2 separate regions of the Homo sapiens genome follow, and region 1 is linked to region 2. Evidence: chromatin contacts called from ENCODE Hi-C or POLR2A ChIA-PET data. All regions are on one chromosome and are shown on one strand. The core of a region is the stretch at or near the end of the contact, and the rest is flanking DNA. Distances in the headings are between cores, read along the strand shown. Region 1 overlaps LCT (lactase). Region 2 overlaps R3HDM1 (R3H domain containing 1).

Region 1 (5,599 bases), core at 931-3,430, 100 kb after region 2:
GAGCCAAGAGCCTCAAACTTTTGCTCGGAGACTAAGAGACCCTACAGGCAACCACACAGCCTACTCCTCCTGGGCCCTACCCAGACCATTCTCAGGAGGGCACTGCTGTTCCGACATCAGGGAGGATCAAGGGGAGCAAGTGACTCAGGCCAGGAACTAGGGTTTGGTGGCATCAGGCCACTGGGCTTGCTTGCTGAGCTTAGACATAGGAAGGAAAAAAACTCAGAGTGCGGCCCTAAAGCAAAGCTTAACCCCCACAGGAGCAAGAAGGCTTATCGTTCTCTTCTTACTGTGGCCCAAGGACGCTGTATCACACTCCTGCAAATAGCAGATGTTTCCAACAGGGGAAGGTGCACGCTGGGGAAGGGCGGGCCCGTCGTACCTTTGAGGGCCTCATTGATGTAAGTCCGAAGGTAGTAGATCCTTGCAGTGTCATTGAGGTCTGTTTCTTCCCGCTGGGACACTCCATTCTCTGTGACATAAATTGGAGGGTCATTGTATTCCTCCTTTAACCAGTTCAGGATCCTCCTGAAGCCAAAAGGCGTCATCTTCAGCCAGAAGGAGCCAGAGTCTGGCCACGAGCGATCTGCGATGGAAGCAACTCCTCTACAAGTTCAAAAACTAAAGATGAGGTCTTGTTTTGTAAATCTCAAGAGGCCCTTTACACGAAACACAAAACAGGACTTAGACCAGGAAAAGCCTTAGGTTTTGTCTAGCCTTAAGAATCATACTAAACCCAGAAGAATCAAATTGCCTCAAATTCTCCTCCTTTCGCTGGTTCTAGCTGCCTGCACTCTGTGCTTGTATAGCATTGGACAAGCCACTCAGCTCTCCGTCCTTCAATTTCTCTGCCTGTGCAGAGAATGGTCTTGCTCATGGAGCCCAGCCCTCCACTACTCTGAATAGATGGCTCCTTACACCAGCTATGAAAGGCTATGGGTCCCCAGCTCCAGGCTTCCAATGGACGCCAGTGCTGTGTCTTCAGAGAATGGGCTCCCCCAAGTCACCCATGTCTAGTCAATGCCACTTGCAGACCACGGGTGAGGCCACAGGCACGAATATTTGTAGGGGCCCTGCTTTGTGTGAAGACAGGCAGCAGACAGGCTGGCACCTCCTTCAAGTGTCCAAGAGCCTGGCCTCTCTCTTCAGTGATGGACGAGGAGGTGGACAGCTCCTGCCACAGGGGTGCCTGCTGGGGGAGGCCACAGAAGCCTGATCACCTGTAGTCACATATGTCAAATAAGAACCAAGAATTTAGACACTTCCTACACTCAGATCTTTCAGGGAAAAAAAAAATGTTGGTTTTATCAGCACCTGGATTTATCTGACTCAGCTGAATTGAATGTGGGCCATTTCATAAGCACTAGTGGAGGTCTTCCCAGGGACAGCCCCAGGGCTCATAAGAGGGAGGGAGAATCAGAAGGAGTAGAGGGGTGTTCTGGAGTCTCCTCAGCCCCCTTGGTGAGCCTGACTCTGGGGGTTTCAGGATACAGTGGGAGTGGAGGGGCTGGTTTTCAAAGAAAGAACCTGGACACAGTCAGAGCTACTGGTGTGGAAAGATGCTTGATGGAAAAGGAACAAAATGAGATTTTCTGAAAATGGCAGATAAGAGACAGGACTTAGGTACAGCTCCCACTTGGATGGACAGAACAGTGTGTGGAGACTCACATTGTTAACTGTTGCTCCAAGAACTACTGCTGGAACATACCAGAAAAACCAAAAGAATTCACAGACCTTTGAAAGAAGCAGAATGCTACTGCAAACTCCATGAGACAGCTGCAAAACTGTGAGTTCCCAAAGTGTGAGAAGGGGAAAGTCTGCCTCTGAACACACATCCTCTCTGGGGACCTGAACATCCAGATCATAGGAGAAGGATTTAACCTTACCTAGAGCGCAAGTGGATTTAGGGAGCCAAGTGAAATGTAAAAGTAGAAGAAGCAGTGGGAAGAGCCCTGTAGCCACTCCCTGTCCCCAGCTTGAGCCCAGGGAAGCCATTCCTGACTTTATCCTACAGGGGTCCTTGTAGAAGGAAGCCAGTGGAATTAGGGAGGGGCAGGATTAAGGAAGCTTCTAGCTCAACTTATTAATTTCAACTAGAAGCATGAATTTTCCTGAGCAGAATCTTGGGGGCAAACAAGAAGTGCAGATAAAAGCACAGAAGCCACAGCCAACAGTGTGGGCAGGTGGGGAGGGGCAAGGCCTGAAAGCCCTGTTTGCTTTCTCAGAGAGAAGGCTTGTGGCCTGGGGTGAGATCTCTGCCCTGCGCACTGTTGGCAGGGCACAGCAGGAGTGAGACTGGCCTTGCTGGCTGCATGGGAGCTAGGTGAGGCTTGTGACTGCCAGCTTTCCCAACTTCCCTAGCAACCTGTATGACACAGCAGAGGAAGCCATAATACCCCTGGGAACAGAACTCCACTGGCCTGAGAACCAGCCCCCTATTCCCCCACAGTGGCCACAGCAAGCCTCACCCGAGGAGAGTCTGAGCTCAGATATGCCTAATGCTGCCCCAACCTGATGGTCTTTCTCTACCTTTGCTGGTAGCTGAAGACAAAAGACATAAACTCTTGGGAGCTCTATGGCCCCGCCCATAACCTGAGAAACCCAAATACCCTGGCCAACGTAGGGCAACCTTGTAATCCCCCTTCTACTACCGCAGCTGGTGGCAGTGGAAGGGGAAAGCACCTCAAAAGTGCCACCTCCTCTCTTGAAAGTGCCACCTCCTGGCTGGAGACCAACCAACTCACGCCATTATAGCAACTCATAACAGAAGAACCCTGCTCCAAAGAAAGAGAAAACAACAACTAATTCCACTGCCTGCAACATCCTGGCTAACCAGAGGTCCTGAGTCTGTCCACATGACAACTTCACTGCTCGCATAACCAGCGTTTGAGAAAACCAGTGCACGAAAGAAAACTACAACCAAGGACCCTCACAGAATCCACTTAAGTCCCCTGCCACCTGCACTGGAGCAGGTGCTGGTATCCATGGCTGGGAGACCTGAAGACAGATCACATCACAGGACTCTTTGCAGACATTCCTCAGCACCAGTTCAGATCCCAGTAATTCTGCTGGGTGGATAGACCCAGAAGGGCAATGGCAATCACTGCAGTCTGGCTCTCAGGAAGCCCCATCCTTAGGGAAAGGGGGTGAGCACCACATCAAGGGATCACCCTGTGGGACAAAAGGATCTGAGGGGCAGCCCTTGAGTTCTAGATCTTTCCACTGAAACAGTCTACCTGAATGAGAAGGAACCAGAAATGTTAATTCTGGTAATATGACAAAACAAGGTTCTATAAGACCCCCAAAAGGTCGCACTAACTCTCCAGCTATGGATCCAAACCAAGAAGAAATCTCTGAATTGCCAGATAAAGAATTCAGAAGGTTGATTATTAAACTACTCAAGGAGGTACTAGAGAAAGGTGAAAATTAACTTAGAGAAATTTAAAAAACAATACAGGATATGGATGAAAAAGTCTCTAGATAAATAGATATCATAAAGAAAAAGACAATCGGCTGGGCGCAGTGGCTCACACCTGTAATCCCAGCACTTTGGGAGGCCAAGGCAAGGGGATCATCTGAGGTCAGGAGATAGAGACCAGCCTGACCAACATGGAGAAACCCTGTCTCTACTAAAAACACAAAATTAGCCGAGACCATTCTGGCCAACATGATGAAACCCCGTCTCTGCTAAAATACAAAAAAAAAAAAAAAAAAATTAGCCAGGCGTGGAGGTACGCGCCTGTAATCCCAGCTACTTGGAGGCTGAGGCAGGGGAATCACTGGAACCCGGGTGGTGGAGGTTGCAGTGAGCCAAGATTGTGCCACTGCACTCCAGCCTGGTGACAGAGCGAGACTCTGTCTCAAAAAAAATAAATAAAATAAAAACTGTTACTTAAAAGGTGAACCAAAATCTTTTACTATCTCTACTTCATAAAAGCATTGTTTAAAAAGAGAAAATAAAATTTTACTCTTGTATTATTGTAATATTTATTAATATTAAAGCGAATTTTGATAAAACCTAAACAATTTTTTTCTTGAAAATCCTTTTTAACAACCAAGCATTTTTAGAGTTAAGCAGCCTGTGAAAAAGAACGCAAAATAAATAAATTTTAAAAATGAAATAAAAAAACAAAAAGCCAAGCACATGTGCCCTAATGGGAGGTGCCCTGGAGACCCCGGCCTTCTCTCCCTCTTGCTTGCTGGAGATTTCCTTGGGATCTGTGGGGTGGCGAGCATCTTGCAAACCCCGGCACATTCGGCGTTGGAGGCCCTGTTTTGAGGCTGGGCAGGCCTCAGAGAGCACAGCCAAGGGCACCTTTCTGCCTTTTCCAGAGATGGCTCCGGGCTCCCTGTTGGTGGACTTACCTGTCTGCATCAAAAGAAGAGATGGCAGTGGCATAGTTGAGGTTGTAGGCGAGGACAGTGGTGTAGTGATTGAACCCAAAAAAGTCATAGGTGCCGTTGATCCTCCTCTTCTCACTCTCTGTAAATTCTGGCAGCCTGGGTGGAAGAAGCCATTGAGGGCAGGGCTTCAGGGAGAGCCATGCTTTGAGAAGAGAACGTCATAGGGCTGGGGCGGGGGAGCTCTCCGAACCCCAGGCACTTGGCAGTGAGTAGGGGAAACTGGCAGGGAAGGAGAAGAGGTCCTTCAGGCGGTGCAGGAAGCACTGCGGCTCCTCCAGCCAGACCATAAACCTGGCTTCCCTAGGTCTCTACAAGAGCCTCTGAAACCTGAAGGACCACACACACACGCACCCACGCGCGCGCGCGCACACACACACACACACACACACATGCATAAACAGTTTTTAATTTCCTTCAAACAACATATGCAAATTCTGATATTTAGCATCTATGACAGATTTCAAAATCAAGAGCATGCCTGAGGTACATATCTGAGACTCTTCCCCTATGTTTGTAAAGTTAGATCTTGTATAATTTTTTTTTTTTGTGGCTGAGTCTGGCTCTGTCACCTAGGCTGGAGTGCAGTGGCGCGATCTCAGCTCACTGCAACCTCCGCCTCCTGGGTTCAAGTGATTCTCCTGCCTCAGCCTCCCAAGTAGCTGGGACTACAAGCGCCTGCCACAACTCCTGGCTGATTTTTTATATTTTTGGTAGAGATGGGGTTTCACCATGTTGGCCAGGCTGGTCTTGAACTCCTGACCTCAAGTGATCCGCCCACCTCAGCCTCCTAAAGTGTTGGGATTACAGGCATGAGCCACCACACCCGGCCCTGTATCTTGTGTAATTTGTATTTCCGTTTTCTGCCCTTTCCAAGTTTCTCTGCTCCTCTTGGGGTTTGTTTAGGCATGCCTCTTTTCTCCAACTCTAATAATAATAATAATAATAATAATAATAATAATAGCTTCAAGATCTTCAAAGTAGCAGGGGAAATAATTTGCAAATTGAGTATTTGAGTTTGAATTTCTCAGTTCTCACGATTTCACTGAACTTTGTTTTCTTTCTTCCTTTTTTTTTTCCCAGACAGGGTCTCGCCCTGTCCTCCTGAGGACACTGCACGCCCCCTGAGGCTGGAGTGCAGTGGTGCAATCATAGCTCACTGCAACCTCAGTCTCCTGGGCTCAAGCAATCCTCTCAC
Region 2 (5,725 bases), core at 2,908-5,407:
TGCTGTTAATATAAGTGAAGCAATACAGAGATGTGTAAAGGGAAAGGTAATCATCATGCCCTGCTCCACCCCCCATCCCCAGGTAACCAGCATTCACAGGCTAGGGTGTGTTCTGTCACATTGGCCTCCTGGCTACACAAACAATACACGCATAAATACTCATATGAGGAATTGGGTGGTGAGTTTTAGTGAAATACACATTCTCTTGCGTTTTTTTTTTCTTTTCCATTTTATTCTTTGTTTTTGAGGTGTCTCACTCTGTTACCCAGGCTGGAGGGCAGTGGCATGATCATGGCTTACTGCAACCTTCTCCTACCAGGCTCAAGCAATCCTTCCACTTCAGCCTCCTAAGTAGCTGGGACCACAGGCACGCACCACCACACTCAGCTAATTGTTTATATTTTTGGTAGAGATGGGGTCTCACTATGTTGCCCAAGCTGGTCTCGAACTCCAAGGCTCAAGCAGTCCTCTCACCTCTACCCCCAAAGTGCTAGGGTAACAAGCATGAGCAACTGCTCCCAGCCTGCATTTTTTTCATAATAATGTATCATGAACATCAGATTAGTAAATACTAGTATAAAACATCCTGTTTTGTTTTTCTAATTTCTTGACAAACATAATTTTATATAAGTAATATTATGTCATCCTGGCAGTTTTTTATTGTCCTAACCTTCTCTCTCCCTACCCTACCACTGGACCATTTCCCACACACACACATGCTAGTTAACCCGTGTTTCTCTCCTGGTTTCTGTCCTTCCTTCCTCACTTTCCTTCTTGTGCTTATTCATATACTAACACAGATATGGTACGGCAACATGAACAAAATAGCACACATACACACACTCAAATTGAGTTTATAAATAGTTTTGAATATAAAATGTCTACAACTTGGTTTTGGTTTCTTGTAGGAGCATATCATGTCTGACATGTGATGGGAGAATCCATTCACATTTAATATTACAACTGATATACCGAACTTTTTTCCACCAGCCTGTATTTGTTTGTGTATTTCACCACACTGTACTTGTAACTGATGACTAATTGGTTAGTCTTCTGCTGTTTTCTCAGATATTTATCTGAGAAATTTCTCTAAATACATGCTATATTCATTGAGACTCTTCATCATGGAATCCCACTGATCTGATACCAGGGAATATGCTGGTCCAATAAGCTAATTTTTCAGATAACTAAAACTCATGCCTTTAAATATTAGTTATTAGGTGGCATGATATGGTTAGAAAAATGGGCTTTGGAATCATAAAAACCTGTCTTCAAGCCAGTGTGACCTTGGACAAGTTATTTATTTGTACTTTTGTTTTCTCATTTGTAAGACAGAAATACCTTCCAGGACTGGTGGAAGGAATTACATGTCTAGAACTTTGTATATGGAAACTGCAAATTTGCCAGCTGTATATCTGATATCCAAAATATTAAGGAAATCCTGTAATTCAGAAAAAAAAAGGGTTAAAGAGTTGAATAGAAATTTATCCAGAGAAGACATACAAATGGCAAACAGGCCAGAGAAAGGATGCTTGATATCACTAATCATTAGAGGAATGCAAATCACAACCGTAATGAGATATCACCTCACACCTGTTAAAATGGCTGTTATCAAAAAAATCAAAAGCTATTAAGTATTGATAAGGATGTGGAAAAAAGGGAACCCTTGTAACACTGTTGTTGGGAATGTAAAATGGTGTAGCTGCTATAGAAAACAGTACAGAAGTTCCTAAAAAAAATAAAAATAGAACTATCATTTGATCCAGCAATTCCAAATACTTCTAGATATTTATGCAGAAGAATTGAAATCAGTATCTCGAAGAGAGATTTACATCTCCATATTCATTGCAGCATTATTCACAATAGCCAAGATGTGGAAACAACCTAAATGTCAATTGGTGGATGAGTGGATAAAGAAAATGTGGTATGGCTCATTCCTGTGATCCCAACACTTTTTGAGGCCAAGGCATGAGGATGGCTCGAGCCCAGGAGTTTGAGACCAGCCTGAGCAACACAGGGAGACCCCATTTCTACAAAAAATTTAAAAAGTAGCTGGGTATAGTGACAAATACCTGTGAAGCTAGTCTACTCAGGAAACTGAGTTGTGGGAAGATAACTTGAACCTGGGAGGTCAAGGCTATAGTGAGCCATGATTACGCCACTGTATTCCAGCTTAGGCGACAGAGCCAGACCCTCTCTGAAAGAAAAAAAGGTTATATATGTACTGTAATGGAACATTATTTAGCCTTTAAAGATGGAAATCCTGCCATATGTAACAATGTTGATGAACCTTGAGGACATTATGTTGAGTAAAATAAGCCAGTCACAGGACAAATACTGCCTTATTCCACAGTATGACCTCTAAAATAGTCAAACTTGGCTGGGCGCAGTGGCTCATACCTGTAATCCCAGCACTTTGGGAGGCCAAGGCAGGTGGATCACCTGAGGTCAGGAGTGTACACCAGCCTGGCCAACATGGTGAAACTTCATCTCTACTGAAAATACAAAAAACTAGCCGGGCATGGTGGTGCCGGTAGTCTCAGCTACTCAGGAGGCTGAGGCACAAGAAGCACTTGAACCTGGGAGGCAGAGGTTGCAGTGAGCCGAGATAGTGCCACTGCATTCTAGCCTAGGCAACAGGGCAAAATTCTGTCTCAAAAATACAGAAAATAAAATAGTCAAACTTGTAGAAGCAGAGAGTAGAATGGTCATTGCCAGGGGCTGCAGGGAGGGGGAAGTGGAGAGTTACTCTTCAGTGGATATAACATTTCTTTTATGCAAGATGAATGAACTCTGGAAATCTGCTATACTACATTTTGCCTATAGTCATATTGTGTTGTACACTTGAAATTTTATTAAAAGGGTAGCTCTCGTGTTTAAAACAAACAAAAAAAGAAAAACAGTTATGGTGTCTTTGAAGGATTTGTGACATCCATTTTAATAGTTCACATGTCTTTAGCACTTAACCTGTTTCTGAGCTCTGTTCCAGATCATTGTAATGAGTGAATACTTCTCCAAAAAGCAAGTATGAAAGCTTGAAGAAATCATAGAGAATCATTAGTTTATCCTTAAAGCAACAAATATTTTTATTTTGGCTCTTACTCCCAATTAGACTAAATGTAGTAAGATGTGAATTTTTTTAGTGTGACTTTTTTCCTGATTAATATGTTTTCTGTGTAACATGAATCTACGTCATTGTTCTTTTCTGGCTCGTCAAACCAATACCTTTTCAATGACACTACCTTTTTGGGTTTAAGAAAAGTTATCTTTTTGTTTACCTCACTGAATTTGAAGTCTACATTTTTACAAGAACACTCAGCTGAGAAATGAAAAATAAATCACATTAATTTTCAGAGTTACATAAAGAAAAATATGTGTAGCAGATTCTCAGTATTTGTAGACTTTGTATTTGCAAATCTGCCTATTTGCTGAAATTATTTGTAACCCCTAAATTGATACTTATTGTACTTTCTTTTTCATTCGTGGACACGTTCAGTGTGGCAAAAAAGTTTGAATCATCAGGCAAGCACATTCCCATCTGAGGTCAAACAAGGCACATGCTGCCTCCCTGTTTCAGTTCTTCTATTATAAACAATTGTCCTTTTCAGTCTATTTAGTGCCACGTTGTTCACACTTTTTGGGTTTTTGTTTGAAATGGCTCCCAAACAATGCTGATTTTCTGTCTTGTGTTACTAAGCACAAGAAAGCTCTGCTGTGTGTTCAAGCATGAGTTGGTACTGGCCATCAGTTCAGTGTTAACGAATCAACAATACAGTACATCCAGAAAAAGAGGAAATTCACAGATGTGTATGTGAGGCCACTCTAGAAAGTCCTAAAATAACATCCGAAATAGATGACAAAGTTATGAAAAAGATGGAAAGGCAGCTGGATTGGTGGATTCATAAGATGATGAATGAGTTTATCTTCCTGTTTTGGGGGATTTTTTTTTTCCTTTCTCTTGGCTTCTCAATATGATAACCAAGTTTTTAAAAAACCATAGTGGACAGCATTGTTGTGAAACTGAAAGCCAAAGAAATTCATGATCATGTTACCCAGGGTCAGGAAAATGGTAAACACTCCTCAAATAGTGTTTTGTTATCAAGAAATACTGCGAAGGGCCAAGGACGGTGGCTCATGGCTGTGATCCCAGCACTTTGGGAGGCCGAGGCGGGTGATCACTTGAGACCAAGAGTTGGGGACCAGCCTGGCCAACATGGTGAAACACCATCTCTACTAAAAATACAAAAATTAGCCAGGTGTGGTGGCGGGCACCTGTAATCCCAGCTACTCAAGAGGCTGAGGTAGGAGAAACACTTGAACCCAGGAGGCAGAGGTTGCTGTGAGCCGAGATGGCACCACTGCGCTCCATCCTGGATGACAGAGCGAGACTCCTTCTCAAAAAGAAATACTGCAGAGTTTTTACATTTCTAGAATCTCATTTGTCTTCACAGTGTCCTTCTAAAAAGGATAAGAATATGTATTTGTTTTTATTTTACATGTAGACACTATGAAATTTCAACCCTATATATCTTCATTTAATTGGTCTGGCCCTGATCTTAAGCCTGAGCAACATTATTTTTTGATGCCCTCCAGGTGATTCTAGTGGGAGCCAAGAATTGAAACCCTCTGGCCTACACTAACCAGCCCTTTAGTCTGGTTTTTATTCATGCCTTCAGCTGTCCACAAGTAGCTATAGCCCAGTAAAACTTTACACATTAGCAGAGAAGTCATGATGTCTATCACTGTTTATTAGTAGATTTTCATCTGAAATCCAGTATCCTGACATAAAACTATAAATTACTACATATCAACAAGTTTATAAATTTCTAGATCTTAGATGGAAAGTGTATCTTAAACTCTAGGTTACAGGGTCTTGATCCATACAGTCTTACTATGTTTTAGATGCTAAATGGACTCTAGTAGCCTTCATTTTATTACAAGATTATAAGGAATAAGATTCCTATAAGAACACAAAGTGAGTCTTTGTTTTGAAAAATGTCTTACTTAGCTTGGGTTGCTTAGCAAAATTGTTTTCTTACAGAGGTTCCTTGTGTAGAAAGGTAGAATTTGAATTATTATGTCTACTTTCAGCTCATCCTTTCAGTTCACTGAGGCAACTTTGTGTTTGGATTGGATTGTGTTGTTACTTATCATTATGAAGATTGAGCACAGCCTGATACAAGTCAACATATACTGTCACTTTAAGCGAGCAAAGTACTAGTCAGGGACACTAATTTTACAACAACTCATGAGATTTTTCTCAGTCCTTAGTGTGGAGAGAAAATTAGTTTGATACCAGCAGCCTTCAAAAGTGGGCAAGTGAGTTGGATATCTTCAAAATGCTCTCATTTTTACCGGTTCTTCTCCTATTTTCCCTTTCATTTTCACTATTTTTATCTTGAAATTCAAAACGATAATACCTTTGTCTTTGATCTATATTCTCAAAGGGGTAGCATACAGACAGGAACTTGAAAAGACTATAGCCTTTTTTTAAGAACCTTTAAAAAATGTTTCACAGAATCTTTATGAAATTATGAAAAAGAAAACCTACTTTTAAGTCTTTTTCCCTTTTTTCTGTCCACAGTCTGTTTTTCCTCATTTTTGTATCCTAGTATTTCTCTAGTGTCCCTTTTGTCCTACTTGTGATACCTCTCTTGTATTCATTTTATTTCTCCTAAGCTTCTAGTTTGACATTTTCAGTTTTTTGTTTGCCTCAGCTATCCTT

Evidence for each region. Hi-C counts contacts between places; a loop is a spot of excess contacts on that map. ChIA-PET counts read pairs that join two places held with the same protein, here RNA polymerase II (POLR2A). Pooled maps may share reads with other maps.
Region 1: a loop to region 2 is called in a pooled map, with 2.5 times the contacts of the local background. The contact joins two enhancer-like sites. A Hi-C loop is called at or near these places in 1 of 168 maps with a recorded cell type or tissue (breast epithelium) and 1 of 50 pooled maps. POLR2A ChIA-PET finds 5 or more read pairs at or near these places in 3 of 52 experiments (GM12878, OCI-LY7 and activated naive CD8-positive, alpha-beta T cell).

The regions. Positions count from the first base shown.
Region 1 is chr2:135,790,276-135,795,874 of GRCh38, forward strand. LCT (lactase) reads right to left here. Exons shown (of 17, transcript NM_002299.4): 14 at 4,366-4,500; 15 at 383-606. Among named protein-coding and RNA genes, the nearest start is that of LCT-AS1, 27 kb to the right of the region's middle. Within about 2 kb of position 2,181, at least 2 of the 41 ENCODE cell types and tissues checked have a DNase peak (open chromatin) inside an H3K27ac peak, as active enhancers do; they include GM12878, where a contact is called at or near this core.
Region 2 is chr2:135,684,539-135,690,263 of GRCh38, forward strand. All of the region lies in intron 21 of R3HDM1 (R3H domain containing 1), which reads left to right. Among named protein-coding and RNA genes, the nearest start is that of MIR128-1, 22 kb to the left of the region's middle. Within about 2 kb of position 4,158, at least 2 of the 41 ENCODE cell types and tissues checked have a DNase peak (open chromatin) inside an H3K27ac peak, as active enhancers do; they include GM12878, where a contact is called at or near this core.